2 separate regions of the Mus musculus genome follow, and region 2 is linked to region 1. Evidence: chromatin loops called from intact Hi-C (ENCODE). Cell type or tissue: left cerebral cortex. All regions are shown on one strand.

Evidence for each region. Hi-C counts contacts between places; a loop is a spot of excess contacts. Peaks named below come from ENCODE experiments on the same cell type or tissue, not always from the same donor. Only the 100,000 strongest peaks of a DNase experiment are listed, where the experiment ranks them.
Region 2: it touches region 1 in a loop (2.0-fold over the local background); 4 of 42 quality-filtered maps call a loop at or near these places.

What each region holds. Positions count from the first base shown.
Region 1 is chr9:99,831,213-99,839,212 of GRCm38, forward strand. It overlaps the pseudogene Gm518. Among named protein-coding and RNA genes, the nearest start is that of Sox14, 41 kb to the right of the region's middle. In left cerebral cortex, no CTCF peak of the experiment used is centred here; DNase peaks (open chromatin) are centred at 2,227, 4,558, 4,921 and 5,734; H3K4me3 peaks cover 398 bases; H3K27ac peaks cover 731 bases.
Region 2 is chr9:99,766,962-99,774,961 of GRCm38, forward strand. No RefSeq gene overlaps it. Among named protein-coding and RNA genes, the nearest start is that of Gm23949, 20 kb to the left of the region's middle. In left cerebral cortex, no CTCF peak of the experiment used is centred here; a DNase peak (open chromatin) is centred at 3,914.

The DNA of each region.
Region 1 (8,000 bases):
TGAAAGATGTTAAAAGTGCTAGCATCAGGGGAATGAGCATGGGGGTGGGAAGGGCGGGATAAAGGGCCATTGTTTCCTTTCTGATAAAATGTAATTTTAAAAAACATGTGCATGTATTGCACTGATAAAAAGAATAAAGCCAATAACAAAAACCAACTCTGGCTGAGGCATGAAAGAAACAATATGTAAATGACATCCGGGAGCCAATTTATTTATGATTAAGACACCTATGCGACATAACTGCAGACAATTTTTTTAAAAAAAAAATTCAAATCTTCTGACAAATGAAAAATGGCTTCCTTAGAAAAGACGACTCGGTAGCCAGCACAATGAACTTGGCATTTACAGAAGAAAATTCATCGCTCATTATGAGAGCGTCCTCCAGGGTGTCTCCATCAGCCCACAACCCGAGTCGTTAAACTTAAAATTTAACAGTTTTAAAACTTTACAAAGACCAGGAAAAGCTTTTATAACGCTGTAAATTTCCAAGCTGGGTGGAGGCATGGACTCCATACCAATTCTGCTTTCGCTCACCTCCGAGAAACCTGGTATGTAAATCCTGAGGTATCAAGATGAGTTTTAAAAGTGAAATACTTTCCCCTCTGTAGAAGTCTCTGAGCAGGCACCAGCCAGTGAGAAAGGAGCTCTAAATTTCATTCAGCGTGCCCATCCATACCCAGGTAGGTTCCCCAAAGAGCTAGCCTGCCCAAGAAACGTTGGGGCCAAGTGAGACAGAGTACATTGTCCTGTCTGCCAGACTGAGCCTTTCTCTTCTCCAAAATATCACCGAGTGTGGGGGCCAAGCAGGGCTGACATAGCAATGTCCCACAACCAGGGTGACTCAGGCAGTGGGAAAGTCCTGTCTTCAATTCTAGAGTTCGGACTTCAAATCAGGGCAGGTGATACCTCCCTCACCCCTGAGGCTTCTTTGCTTGTATTGCATATGTCTGTCCCAAAGTCTCCATTTTATTCTATATAGTGGACCCCCAGGGGATGTTCTTAAGGAGACCAGTCTTATTGAACCAAGACCCTAAGACCATATCTTTATAGATTTAATCTAATTATCACTTTAAAGGTCCTGTCTCCAATAGAACTCTGTGTCTGTGTGTTTGTGTGTGTGTACATGTATGTATTTATATCTACAATAATCTAGGGGAAAGAGAACACAATGTGGGCAAAGAGCTTTCCTACAGTCAATTACGCTTAACTCCGGTAGGGACCAAATGACCAGAGACCCTTCTTCAGGTCCCTTAGAACAGTGTTTCCCAACCTGTGGGTTGCAACCTCTTTGGGGGGGTCACATATCAACTTATCAGTTTTCCTGCAATAGTTGTATTATAATTCATAACACTAGCAGAATTGCCATCATAAAGTAGCAACAGAATAATTTTATGGTTGGAGGTCACCACACCATGAGGAACTTTTATTAAAGGTGGCAGCATTAGGAAGGCTGAGGAGCACTGCCTTAGAATGTGCATTCTTCAATCTGGAACCTTCTGTAAAACTATATCCTGAAAGCTGTACCTCGTAACAACCTGCTGTCAATGTCATTTGGCACCTCAGGCTGTCAAAGAGGAGAGAGGCACTAGGAAGGCATGCTACAGGATGCTTCTGTAGCACAGACACGAGAGACAATCAGATGGCATCCTCAGGGAGACCTGGTTTCCCTGATCTCCATGAGAGGACTGAGATGCAGGGAGACCTGAGCGGAATTTTCCACAGAGTGACTCTCCAAGGTGCATCATGGCTCCAGAACTGTAGGAGGACTCCCTAGTTTTCTGGCAGATGGAGCTTGAATACAATACCTGGGCTTTAGCTTGGTAAGCAGTTATTTTGCCACATGGTTGAGCTGTAATTGTATTTAAGTAGTTATAATAATTTAAAAATGGGTTAAATTTTTTGAGATGGGTGGGTGGCCCAATCCCTCAACTGGGAGGCATGCCTATCTACTGGAGGTTGTCTCTACACGTTCTGTCTCCCCTTTGTTGGGTATTTCAGCTAATGCCATCCCCATTGGGCCCTGGGAACCTCTCATTTCCCTGGATCCTGGGACTTTCTAGTGGCTACCCCCAGTTCTCTACCTCTGACTGCTACATATTTCTATTCATTTTCCTGACCCTTTGTACTTCTCTTATGTCTCTTCCCATACCTAATCCTGTCCCCTTTTCCCCCCACTCCCCATCCTCTCTCCCTCCCAGGTCCTTCTGGGACAGAACAGAGAGTGAAAGAAAGACCATTCAGAGATCACCCCACCTAGGGATCCATCCCATCTGCAGACACCAAACCCCCACATTATTGCTGATGCCAAGAAGCACTTGTTGACAGAGCCTGGTATAGCTGTTCCGTGTGAGACTCTGCCAGCACATGACTAATATAGATGTAGATACTCACAGCCAACCATTGGACTGAGCCTGGGGATCCCAATGGAAGAGTTAGGGGAAGGAATGAAAGAACTGAAGGGGATTGCAACCCCATAAGAAGAACAACAATATCAACCAACCAGGCCCCCTTCCCCCCCAGAGTTCCAAGGGACTAAACCACCAACCAAAGAATATGGTATAGAGGGAGGGACCAATGGCTCCGTCTGCATATGTAGCAGACGATGGCCTTGTCGGGCATCAATGGGAGGAGAGGCCCTTGGTCCTGTGGAGGAGAATGCTAGGATAGTGAGGTAGGAGTGGGTGGGTGGGTGAGTGGGGGAGCACCCTCACAGAAGCTAAGAGGAGGGGGATGGAATGAGGGGTCTGCAGAGAGGAGACGGGAAGGGGGACAACATCTAAAATGCAAATAAATAAAATAACCAATAAAAAGTTTGAAAATGGAATATTAGTTCAACCAAAATGAAGATTAGCTTGAGTGGAAGTCTCAGGGCGGGAAGGTAACATTCATATGATTGGCTGGGAAGTAGAAAAGAGACCCCCAAACCATCTCTCATAGACAAAGTCCAGTACATTTTCACTTTTTTTTGTGTGTATCTGTAGAGGAAAGCCAACAAATAATTCTGCAAACTGAAATAGTATAAATTAGTGATGCAGATGTATTTAGAAGTATTTGGGGGTAAATCCCAAGCTAATGGGCTAACAAAGGAGAGGTAAAGCCAGGAGGGGGAGCCCGGGCAAAGTTGCTGCTTTGCTTTAGGTTTTCAACTGCATACCTTAGAGCAGAGGTTCTCACCCTTCCTAAGGCTGTGACCCTTTAACACAGTTCCTCACAGTGTGTGTGGTGACCCCAAACATTAAATGATTTTGCTGTCATTTCATAACTGTAATTTGCTAGTGTTACAAATCATAGTATAAATATCTTGTATGTAGGGTATTTAATAGATAATCCACCCCCAAAGGGGTCTTGGCCCCCAGGTTGAGAACCACTGGCTTAGAGGATAACTGACATTTTCCATGTGGGATATTGTATACATTGGATTGGAAATAAACAAAATAGGTAAGGACAAAAATGAAAAGGAAATAAATATCCACGATATTCCAACTTCATGGATCACAAGATGACCAAGACAGCAGCCTTGGACGCTGCAGTTGCAATAAGAAACACCAGAGAGAGAAGCGTGCAGACCCATTAACACTTAAGAAGGTTCACCCAGTGAGCACTCCTGAGACGTCCCATGTGCCATCATAAAAGATAATGAGTTTGAGAGTAGATAAGAGGAAGAAGAGAGTCTTACAGCAATGGCATCTTGAAAGAAATAAAGCTTGAGTTTAGATTTAAGCAAAGTTGTGGGAGGCGAAGAGTTAATAGAAGAGTTACTAGAGTTAAAAGTGTCCTGGGCTAGGTCAAAGCTCCTGGTTATCTGAAAACCAGCCAGGAGGAGGCCAATGTGCCTACATTATAATAAATACAGGAGAGGAAGCTGAGAAGCTGAAACCAAGCCCTACACAGTGTTTTATAAGGAATTGGATTTTAATTTAAATTTGATCGTAAGTCATTGACAGAGGAGTTGGTTTGTTTGTTGTGTGTACATTTTAGGATAAGGGTCAACTGGACCAGCCTACATTGACATTGAACTTGTGGTTCCTTGCCTCTGCCTCTCAACCGTTGGGATGATAGATACACACCTCCATGTCCAGCTCAGAATAGTAGTTTTGAGATCTGACTTAGTTGTTGAACCAATGTTGTACTGGGAAGGACTGGGCAGGAATAGAACAGAAAGTTTACTTTTAAAGACTCACCGAATTTTAGGATGAGATGTTTGGATAGACAGATGGAAGGATGGATGGATGGATGGATGGATGGATGGATGGATGAATGGATGGATTAAGGAATGGAGTGACTGACTGATATAGATAGCAGATTTGGGCTGAGAATCTTAATTTGGGCAGAGTAGCAAGGCACAGCTAAGAGGCCAGGGGGGCAATTTCAGAGCCAGATGGAAGGGGGGAGGTGCAGAATTATTTCTTCTGCAGCTGGTCTCCCCAAATTTTCAGACTTGCTTTACCATATATGGACAGACACTCAGGTGGGGGTGGCTGAGGCGCCAGCATGATTATGCAGGGAATAAAGACTTGCCAAATTGCTTTAAACTCAGCCCATCTCCATTCTGGCTCTCACCACACTTGACGTGAGCGTGCAACCGGGCTTGTAAATAACTGTGCTTGGAGGCCGAGCTGGGAATTACGCCCCTCCAGACAGCTATTCAGAGACTGAGAGAATAGGGCCCACTTGCTGTAATGCTATGCATTAAAAAGCACTTAGGCTGCTAAAATCGGCATTAGAATTGCACATCAACATTGCTGCCGTGCTCTCAATGGGACTCTGGAGTCCAAGTGGGACTCTCAGAGTTTGCAGAGGGGAGAAAAGCCGTCTCAGGCAGTCTCTCTACCTCAGCCCACCCAGCAGCACCACCTCTACCCTGTGGAGAATCCCCTCCATAAATGGGGGAAAGAATGATCTTATTTTTAAGCCAAGATTAAACTGGGCCCGTAGTGTGCAAGGATGATAGGTCTTCAAGAGGAGAGAAATGAATCTAAGCCGTGACAGCACATCCATCCAAAGGTGGCAGGAAGGGGTGGTGCAGGTGTTCCTGGGAGTTAAGAGGAGCCCCAGGCATAGTGTACCCCACATAGAAGGCTTGAAGTAAATGAATGAATGAATGAATGAGTGAATGAATGATTGAGTCATACATTTCCATCCCAGTCTAGTCCCAGCAGTTCTTTGTTCTTTCATTTCTGCCTAGGAATCAAATGCACTGCTGGGCCAAGTTTCCACCAAGCACTTTAAGGGGTGCACAAGAGTGGCTGAAAACAACGCACGGCATCCCCCTCAATCTCTCCAGCAGTTGTCCCAGGCCCTTCCACTAAAAGGTATGTCACTGGGCTTTATTGAGCTTCAACAACTCGATTGTTCTTTAGCAAGTAGTTTATTTTATTTATTTATTTATTTTAAGCTATCCAAAGCAATGGCTCCATCGTGTTGTTTACATTTTATTTCGCCATTTTATTTTTGCCCATGTCCATCACCTCCTCCACTGCCTTCTCTCCTCCTTCCCAGGCTCATCAGGCCACTGCCTGCTTCCTCCCACACGGTCCCTGCCATGCTTTCACTTCGTGTGTATTCCGCTACTTTCTTCTCCCCATTCCTCCCTTAATGTTACATCCTCCCCATGCCTCTCCACCCACGAACACACTCCTCTACGTCTCGAGTCTACATATGACACTCTTCCTTCATTTAGCATAAAGAGCTTCATTCGGTTCAGATGCCATCCCTGCAAATGCTAGAATTTCATTTTTCTTCATGACTGAGTAAGACGGCATCGTGTGCGTGTGCCACATTTTCTTTATCTGTTCATCTGCCGATGGGTATCTAGGCTGGTTCTGTTTCTTAGTTATAGTGGGAAGTGGAGAGTTGGGCTGGAAATAGCATCGCTGAGTCACAAGGTAGTTTTAACTTTCAAAGAGAGTGAACCAACTTATCTTCCCGGCAGCTATGCATAAGGTTTCCTGTTCCCTCATATTCTCACCAACACTCAATGGCATTTAATTAATTTTTAAAAATTGTGTATGTATTTTTTTTCTTGGTCTGCATGTGTCTCTGTGTGCCATGTATTTACCTTGGGCCTGCAGAGGCCAGAAGAGGACACTGGATCCCCTGGAACTAGAATAACAGATACTTGTGAACTACCATGTTGGTTCTGGTAGTCGAATCTGAATCCCTCTGAAAGAGTGGTCAGTGCTTCTAACCGCTGGGCCTATCATTTGATTTTTTTGATGAGAGACGTTCTGACCATGATAAGATGGAATCTGAAATCAGTTTTATTTCCCTGACAGCTAAGAATGTTGGATTCCCCCCTCCCAATATTTATTGGCCATTTATATTGTTACATTGGAAGAAATTGGCCTATTTATTGGTTGTATAATTAGTCTGGGGTGTTTATGTTTTGGAGTTCATTATGTATTCTGGTTATTAATTCCCTGTCTAATGTGTGCTCGGCAGTTTTTACCATTCTGTCATCTTCTTGCTCTTTCTCCTGATGGCTGCCATTGCTTTCACAAGCTCCAATTCCATGTAACTCTACCTGTCCGTTCCTCAGATTGTTCCCTATACCCTTGAGTCCTCCCAACAGAAAGTCTTCGCTTATTTCTATATCTTGAAGTATTTTATCTGTTTTCCGATGTGAGTTTCGAAGTTTCAGGTTTTACTTTTAGGTCTTTGATCCATTGTGAATTGATGTTTTGTGGAGAGAGAAGGGTGGGAGTTGAATTTTATTCTTCTATAGGTAGCCATCTAGTTTCTCCAGCAGCATTCGTGGAAGGGGGTTTTTCCTCCCCAATGTCTGTTTCTGTCAACTTGGTTGAAAATAAGTGAGGCTACAGCTGTGTGAGTCTGTTTCTGGGTCCTCTATTACATTCCACTGGTTCACGCGTTTGTTTTTCAAGTAGGTACTTATGTACATTTATAGATGATTATACAACAAGTTAAAAACACAAGGATTAAAAAAAATAGACCTTAGAGAAAAAGTCTGGTGGAAACTGGAAAAATAATGATAAGCTCAACCAAAAATGGGCTGGTGAGATAGCTCAGTGGGTAAAGATGCTTGCCACAAAGCCTGGTGACCTGAGTTTGATCCCGGGAACTGACGATGAGGTAGAAGGAGAAAACAGACTTGACAAAGTCTTCCTCTACACTCAACATGCGTGTCATGGTACATGCTTCCACACGCATACAGCATGCATACACAATAATAATGGAGGCAACTGTTTAAGAGTAGCTTATGTTCCATTTGTGTATCTAATAAAAAAGGCAGTAAGAGAAAGCAGAAGCGAGGTTACAGAAAGTGATACCACCTGTTGGCAAGGTCCACCAAGACAGAACGGCATGCCAAACTTCCCAGAAATCTGGCAATAAAAATGTCTAAAGTCAAAATGTTCTAGATCTTTCTGTAGGGTCTTAAATGGTCTATTTCTTGATTTGGGTGCTGGTGACATAAATATATATTTACATAAGTATTAGCCTATTTATGTAAGATTTACATACTTAATAACTATCTGTACATTAAATCATAGTTTTAAAAAACCCTAGACAATTAGTAATTTGATTCTAGAAAAATTCAATTACATGGAACATCTCATTTTCCAGGTTGCCACGAAGGGAGGAATCATCTTGCTTCTCATACATGTTAATTATAAAGTAGCTGCCATTGACAGAACATTCACCAAGCCCCATACCCTGTGCTAATTGCTACATAATTAGCTCATTTAATCTTCACAAATGTCATGTTCTTAGTAAAACTGGGGTTCATAGAAGCCATAGCGTAAACTCCATAGCAACAGCAAACCAGACCTGTGAGTGTGTCCTGCTTGTCTCCCCCATCACTGCATTCCTAGAGTGTGAGTCAGCGGGCGCAATATGACAAGGGCTCAATAAACATCAGCAAAACCACAGCTGGTCTGTCTCGCCCAACATCCCATAATGCTCAGGTCTGGGCCTTCATTCCGACTCTGAAGCCCAAACTTAACCATTTCACGTAATTCATCCACAATAAAACACTGGTG
Region 2 (8,000 bases), 64 kb before region 1:
CCGCATGCTACACTGACATTCTCCAAAACTGGACTTATGGGAATGCCACTTCTTGCCGTGCCCCAGCTCTTTAGCTTAATTTCCCCATTTTTTTTTCTCCAGGGAAACTAAGAATCCCAGCTATAAAGACTATTAATCTACCCCAAATTTCTTATAAATGTTACAAGCTAGCCACACCCACTTAGAAGAGGGCATTGATGATTTAGATTTGTTCCAAAATTTACATCTTCTACTTAACACTCTATGGAAAGAGATCATATTCATGCTATCTTTTGGAAATAACACAGGGGGTAATGTGGAATAAGTCAGTGTCTCAGAAATCATGTGACACTAAATAATGTATCTTGGTTAGTTCTAGGGCCATTTCTGCTTCTTATTGATGCTGCTCATGAGTGAGAGTCTCCTACCCAGAATCTCTCACTAAGAAGTGGATGAAGCTTGGTCAGAAACTTGACAGCTCATTAATCGGCCAGGATGATGCTATGAAAAGCCCCTCTTAGTCAGCTAAGGTGCATTTCACTGCAAGGCCACCAAGCTACAGTCTGGCCTGCTTTACACATACACTGGAGTTAAAACAATACCCTGGAGTGTTGGCTCAGATTACTTCAAGGGCCGTTCAATTGGCATCTGCATAGTCAGAGCAAGCATGAAGGATGGTGAGGAGTCCTTCAAAACAGCACAAGCCCTGTGGCCTCTAGTAATATGAAGCGCCTCCAACGAGTGGTCCCCCCAGGTGGCTCCGTGAAGTCTTCCTCTTTTTCAAAAACACCTCAGACCCTGTCAATGAACCTTGAGGTGAACACGCCTACTCACGGTTTTACCTCATCACAAACATATATCCAAATCGTTGAGAGATGCTGCTGCCTGTCCACAAAGCCCAAACCAATCAAATGCTCATCACATCCTCTCCTAATGCATTTGACGTAAATGGCTTTTCAGCGGAACTGGGCTGTGATCGAAGAGCTGTTTGATAGCAGCCACTTGTGCATACCGCACACTTATGCTCCGTGTTTATTACTGATAGTATTCTGTTCAGAAAAATGAGTCTTCTCATGTTGAAAATTAACCTGATCTTAATGGAGAAAGTCTAGAGGTCACAAAAATGCTACAATTAATTCAGCACTTCTGTCTCCAAGTGTCTACAGAGCAGCAAATTATGAAACATAATTATGGCTGTGGAGCATCAGAGCACTTGGCAAATTCAGGTAGTTCTGTTGAGACAAATAATTTGGAATTGGCTTTGGCCTTAGGTTGAATTACTTGTGGTTTCAACTGGTACATTGCCATGTTGTAGACACATGAGAGGGACTCTAGGGGCAGGATGGGTGGGGATGCCAAATCTAATAAGGGAAAGAAAATGGTTATAAATACAGGGTGAGTTCCTCTAAAAATAATTGCCTTGAAAAGAACTCTGCTGAAATCCAACACATTGCATTTCTGTTTCACTTTATAGCACTCATTAATAGACAGCTTAAAAACATGTAGCAATTCGCTCTTGTAGTTCCAGCCTTTGAGGGCAGAGGTTGGAGGATCATAAGTTCAAAGCCAGCTTGGGATGCGTGATGATAAAGAAATAGATGAACTGGCTTCTACCACACTAATATCATGCTCTCCTCTCCCCCCACGCACGCACGCATGCGCGCGCACGCGCACACACACACACACACACACACACACACACACACACACACACCTCTGTATCTCTGTTTAACTCTTGTTTCTGTCTCTCTGTATATAAATTACATCATCACGAGGACTAAGGATGAGCAATGAAATGTAGATGCACAATAGATGCTGTGGATAGGCAGGACTTCAAAAGAGGATCTACTGGACCTGTAGAGTCTGTGACTGCAAATGGCTCTGTCTTCGCTCAATACCATTTTCAGCAGGGGACAGCAGACTTTAGAAATTCCAAAGCAGAACTTACCAGATCGCAATGCATGCTGGGAAGTCAGGTGACTAGGTGGTTTGGTGCAAACATTCCATTCTCTCTCTTTCTCCCACATTTCTATTCCCCCCCACACACACAGCCCTATCTTTTTCTCCATCCCCCTTTCCTCTCATTTCTCGCCCTCTCCTACTATTTCCTCACTTTCCAGCAAAAACTGTGGGCTCAATCCAAGCAAAAGAAATAAACAGACTGGGATGAGAAGTTGGTCAGGGAACAGGTTTGACTGACTCAGAAAGATGAAGTCAGGAATCGGTTTGACAATGGCGCACAGAGATGTCTTTCTGCCATCAGAGACCAGGACAACATCTGGTCTAGCAGGAGGCAGAATGAAGGGAAAATGAGATAGTTTGTCCCCAAAGACAGCAAACAGCCTGACAAATTCTTATTTAGGAAATTGATGTGATAAGAATAGTACTTATGAGGGCACTGGGCACTGCTGGCCTGGAGATATGGCCCAGAATGTGCAAGACCCTGGACTTCATCTTCAGCAACACACACACACACACACACACACACACACACACACACACCACCACCACCACCACCATCAATACCAACACCTCCGACAACAGCATTCCAATACTGAGTGACATAAACGAGTTTTTCATCTTCAAGATGCAGAGCCACCCCTCTATCCCTGTGATAGGTCACAGAATTAGCATGAATTCCAATTAACCAAAGGGCATCTTGTTGGCAGCTCCCAATGCCACCGAGAAAGGTTCCAAGACCATCTGATGATGTCTGCAGTAAGAGCAAGGCAGATGCCTGTAGGGAAGGGGTTTCCTCACTCATCCACTGCTGGAGTTTGACGGAAGGGTGTGTGTTAAAGATCAGTTGTGAAATAGGAACTGGATAGACAATGAGAAGAAGGTGGCAAGGGTATGCAAGCAGGAAGGGTTCCTAGGTGGAAGGATTGCAAGAGGAAAGCAGTAGACATACATTTTGGTCTAAGAATGGGTGGCTGGGGAGACGTGTGATGCTTAGCATTGGATGGCTTTAAGAAGATGCTGCATCTTTTCTCCCTGGGTCCTGCAGGCAGAGAATGTGATGCTAAAACCTGGAGTGAGCCTCAAGTGATTTCTCAGAGTCATTTTGGACTTGAGGAACGTGTTATTTCCTGCACCTAGTCCCCACCCCCTATGTTTTCAAAATACCTTGAGATTCTTAGAGAGTTAAATGACAAACCCAGTATAGCTACCACTTTGCCAGGGTGGTGTCCTGGGTGTTTGTGGAGAACACAGAGCCTCCCTTACTGGGAGGAAAATATGACCTGCTTTTGGTTGTGTTTGTTTTAGAGGTGTGAGAAGCTGTTTTAAGAAAGTGGGGTTGCACCCTTCATTTGTGCAGAGATTATATTCTCTGCCTGCCATGTGTCTTAGTTAAAGTGTGCCCTTTCTGCCTGTGTTAGAGCCCATTAATTGGAACGAGCCTTGTTCAGCAAGCTCAGGCTTCCTTCTTGTCTGGCCCTCTTCTCCAACTACACCTCTCTGCGTCTGAAAGCAAGGACAGGTCACTCTCTCTTGTCCTGAGCATTTTGATGAAATGTTCTCATGAATGCACCTGTGTGTGTGTGTGCGTGCGCGCTCAAAGGCATGGAAGCTTGTTTTTTAATCGGAAGTGTTTTGTTTTCCTTGATTTTAAAACTTTAAATGGAGCTCCCTTGGAGGCTGGTGTTCCAGGCCCCTTTATGTCTGCACGTCCACGTTTTTTTTTTTTTTTTTCATGGTGCAGTATAATAGCTTTTGTTTCAGAAGTACAGGGCAAGAGGACCTCAAATGACAGAGGTCTGGATTATATCCATAACGTGAGATTTGGATGGCAAAGCGGAGGTTAGGGGACAGTGACAGTGAGTGTTTTCCATCGGTGAGCCCAAGTCCTTCTTGCAAGATGGGCACAATGGGCACTGTTCTGAGCACACAACAGTCTCTGGCGGCAGAAGCATCGACACACTCACTCACATCTTACACAATGGGGCTGGCGCGGCAACCTTGCCCAGCAGGACGGCACCAGCTCCCCGGGGGCTATTGTTGCACAGACAAAAGAACTTTGTCTCTTGTGTCTCCGCTGAGCCTTGGGTGTAAACATTGCTGGTTCAGAAAAATAGAATTTTGTTTTCCTCATTCTCATCTCTATTCCTCTCTCTGTGTGAGTCTGAAGTGAAAGGAAATTTCAGCCTTGGATCCAGATTCAGGAAACCCCATAGAGAACTTACAATTTTTCAAATGAAAAAGAAGAGTGAGATAGAGGGGACAAATGAAAGACCCCCCTGGATCCCTTAATCACACTGCTAGTGACCTGGGGGAATGTAGGTGAGCTTTTCAGTGACTGACTTGGTTAAATTCTTTTCAAGGTGTCTGGTCACTGTGGGCACAGTTCTCTTTTAAGACAACATGCTAACACTCAAGAGCCCCTTATTTTCTGTGAAGCAGAGAAGTTGGATGATAGGCCCTTTATTCTAACTCCAAGTCTAGAAAGAATGGCTCTGTCCATGGTCATGATCACTTGGGAGATTATAATGATTTTCTTTTCAATTACTGCCCACTCCATTGTAAAGAGAGGGCCATTTATTGAAGCAGGCGACCACAGTTACTGTGTAGGGTGAGCTGAAGCAGGCTTTCTTCTTGAGTTCACATGTGGCTACTAAAGAAGCCAGACAGCATTGGTCTGGAGCAGAGCATTCTGGGTCTGAATTTCAGCTTTATTTCTTAGTACCTTCGATCTTAGTACCTTAGCATCTCTATGCAACTTATATGTTCTTCCAAGGTCTTGCTTTTCCTGAGTTTAAAACAGAGGTAATAGTAGTGTTTAGTTAAGGACAATTGTATAATTAAATGGGAAACATCAAAAGTCCATGAAAGAAGGGCTGGAGAGATGGATCAACACATGGTCAGGAGCACTTCTCTTGCAGAGAAGACCCATGTTTGGTTTCTAGCACACATGTAGCAGCTCCCAACATCTGTAACTCCAGTTCTGGGGCATTCAACTCCCTCTTTTACCTCCATGTGCACCATGCACAGGGTGCACATTCTTATCTGCAGACAAAACATCCAGACACGTGAATAAGAACGACAATAAAAACCGGCCAACAGAGAGTGGTTGCGATTTTTCTTCCACCCAGTCTGCTAGTTTACTTAAGGATGCCTAGCCTCTGTCTGCAGCCTGCCCTGTGGTCAGGAAGTTGATCTCTACCCTTGCACGTATGCTCTGTATCCCTTTGGTAATGCAAGCAGAACAGGCCTAGTCTCAATACCTGAGCCATTTATGCTCTTGACCAAATGGAGGGCCTCTCCGATATTTTCTACCAAGCTGCCTTTCTCATTTCTTGCCAGTTAAATATTCTTATTTTTGTTTTCATTTAAAACATTTCACTCCAGTCTTTAATCACAACTCTGTCTCAGAAGTAAAGTAAAAATAAGCCAAGCAGTCATTTGACATTTTAACAATTTATGTTTTTCTTGTAATGCGTCTTTTTACTTCGTGCGAATAGTATTTTTCATAGAATCAATTTGAATATGGAACTCCGGTAGGAGAGACTTTCTGCTCATCCTCCAAAAGGAGTGTAATCTAAAAAGATAGATATGGATGTATATTTATAAGCGTATAAAGAAGCTACACATTAATTTTAACGACACATGAACATAAAACATGAATTGTGGCTGAAGTGTTGTATTTGGGTAAGCAAAACGAAGTCCATTTAGCTGGTGGAACGGAGACAGAGCAATAGGTATGGTCTCAGAGAGTTGTGTGCACATCTGTGAAAGAGACTAGACTGATGGACCTGTCAGTAACAGAAGAGAGAGCCCTTGAAGGATGAGAGAAGGCAAAGAACATGTTACTAGAGTGTTCTAGATTAAAAGTGAAGAGACATTCTAATTGTATGTACCTGACTCAGGGTGACTTGAAGTGACTGTCATCAAAGTTGATCACATGGAAACTCCTGGCTTGGGTCCCTTCCTTCCTTTTACTGTGGAAATGGAATTTAGATTTGGAGTTCAAGGCATCTCTAGACGTTCCTGGGGGCTCTACATGCGATAGCTCAGTGTAAAGAGGCAACTGCACCTCCCATGCTCTCCATCAGTTGCTTAGTTGGCAAATGATTTATGCTTTTTGAGTTTCAGTTCCATTATCAGTAATCTGAGACAGTAGCAATTGTCTCCAGGATTGTTGGAAGGATGGCCTCAGAGTCCAGGGTCAGTGCTGGACATGTAGAAAGGTTGAAGCAGCACTCATCAATCACCACCATCACGGTCATTGGCACCACCATCAAACAGTAGCAGTACCATCGGGGACCATCTGCGTGGTATATGCATGTGGACTGATTAACGGTGATCCATTCCATCTAGAGCCCGTGGACCTCCTGCTTGGTAGTTTGCCATTTCTAATATCCTACCAAATGACCCAGGGACAATACTTCACTGGTGCTAAATACTTCTACCTCAAAGATTTCCTCTTTAGAGTCAATGGATTAGGCTCATGTCTGAAATTAAAACATTATCAGATAAACATAGGCACTGAGCGCTGGTCAGGAATGCGCTTGACTGTCAGTTCCAGCCACACGAACCATCTTTTACTCACGAGAGGCTGATTATACATCACGTTGATTTCAAACCCAGAGGCCATCAAGGGTATCCTGATGCTAAAGACATCACTATTTTAATGATCTCAGCTGAAGAGTATTTAAAAAAAAAAAAAAAAAAAGAGTGCTGCGCTTTCAGACCTCAAGACTTATTGCTTGTATTTTCACAGCTTTCTTAAAGTAAAAAGGGGTGTTGTGGAAAATGATAAAATTTATCATTTATAGCGAAATATTAATGTAGCAGCAGGAGATTCGATGAGGCCATCTATCTATGAGCATTCAGACTTCAAAGGAAGCATAAACATGAAATTAATGGTTTGTCTAGTGTAAGAGACAAATAAATGCAAATGTGGGCTCATTAATATCAAGTGGATGACTTCTTGGTTTATGGGGTTTGGATTGATTTTGTCAAAGGCCAATAGATTTATTTTAAAAAGTCTTTGGAATTTAGCATCCATACACCCATTATTGAGAGAAATAAAACTCACAGCACTCCTGCACGGCCTCTCTTCCTCCTCCTCCTTCCCCCAGCTTAGATGTTGCTTTACTGAGATAAAGTTCTCACATTAGGACTTACTTTCACACTGAAATATGTCCCTTGTAGGAAGCGCTATAAACGTCAGCATTTTCCTCAGCATTAGTTTATGGGCAGAGTGAATTTTAATGGCATCATAATCTCATGGCAATCAATTGCAGTGCTTGGGGGGGAAAAAGCTCTGGTGGTGTCCATTAAATGGGCTTTGCATCACTTTTAATGCTCTGAAATCTTGAAGTCTCTCTCTGTCTTGCCTATTTGTATATAGATAAAGTAGTTTTTCTTTTCCTCCCCATTTTAGGCTGGGACAGCATTAAATACTTATAGTTACAATTTAATTCTCTTGTCAAGGAGGTAAAAATACCTTCCTTCTTCCACTTGAACAAAAAGGTACATGGGTGTTGGTCCTGATACAATGTGGGAAACCAAGGCAGAGTCTCCGTGGTGGCTTTTTAACTTAGTTCTAGATTGGCAAGTCCCTCCGTTTTGGAGTCTAGCTGCTGTGGTCCAGGTATCGTGAAGAAACGGAGTACAGCAAGCAGAGCAATGCCTACTCTCTCTGATCTCTACTTCATGAAGGCCATCCTCATCTCTCCCTCTGATTTGAGCATGGACCCCTTTCTTATAGATCACACACGCAAATGTGGATCCTGGCAACCATATGGGTTATCATAGTTACGCGGTGAGTCGCCTGCTTTCTGGCTTCTCCTTTTGCTTATCTGTTTTGTCTTCAGGAGGCAACATGAATCACACATCTACTGCTTTTTTCTGAGAAAAAAATTTCAGGTTACTCATGCTTTGGTGACACTTTGTTGTTAAAAATATCTGATCCTCTTTAAGCATTTCTGTACTCAACAAATGACTGTGGGCTTGGGTTTGAGGTTGGTTCCTCCCTCAAAAACAAAAGAAAACAAAGAAAGCAAAACCCCACAGAGTCT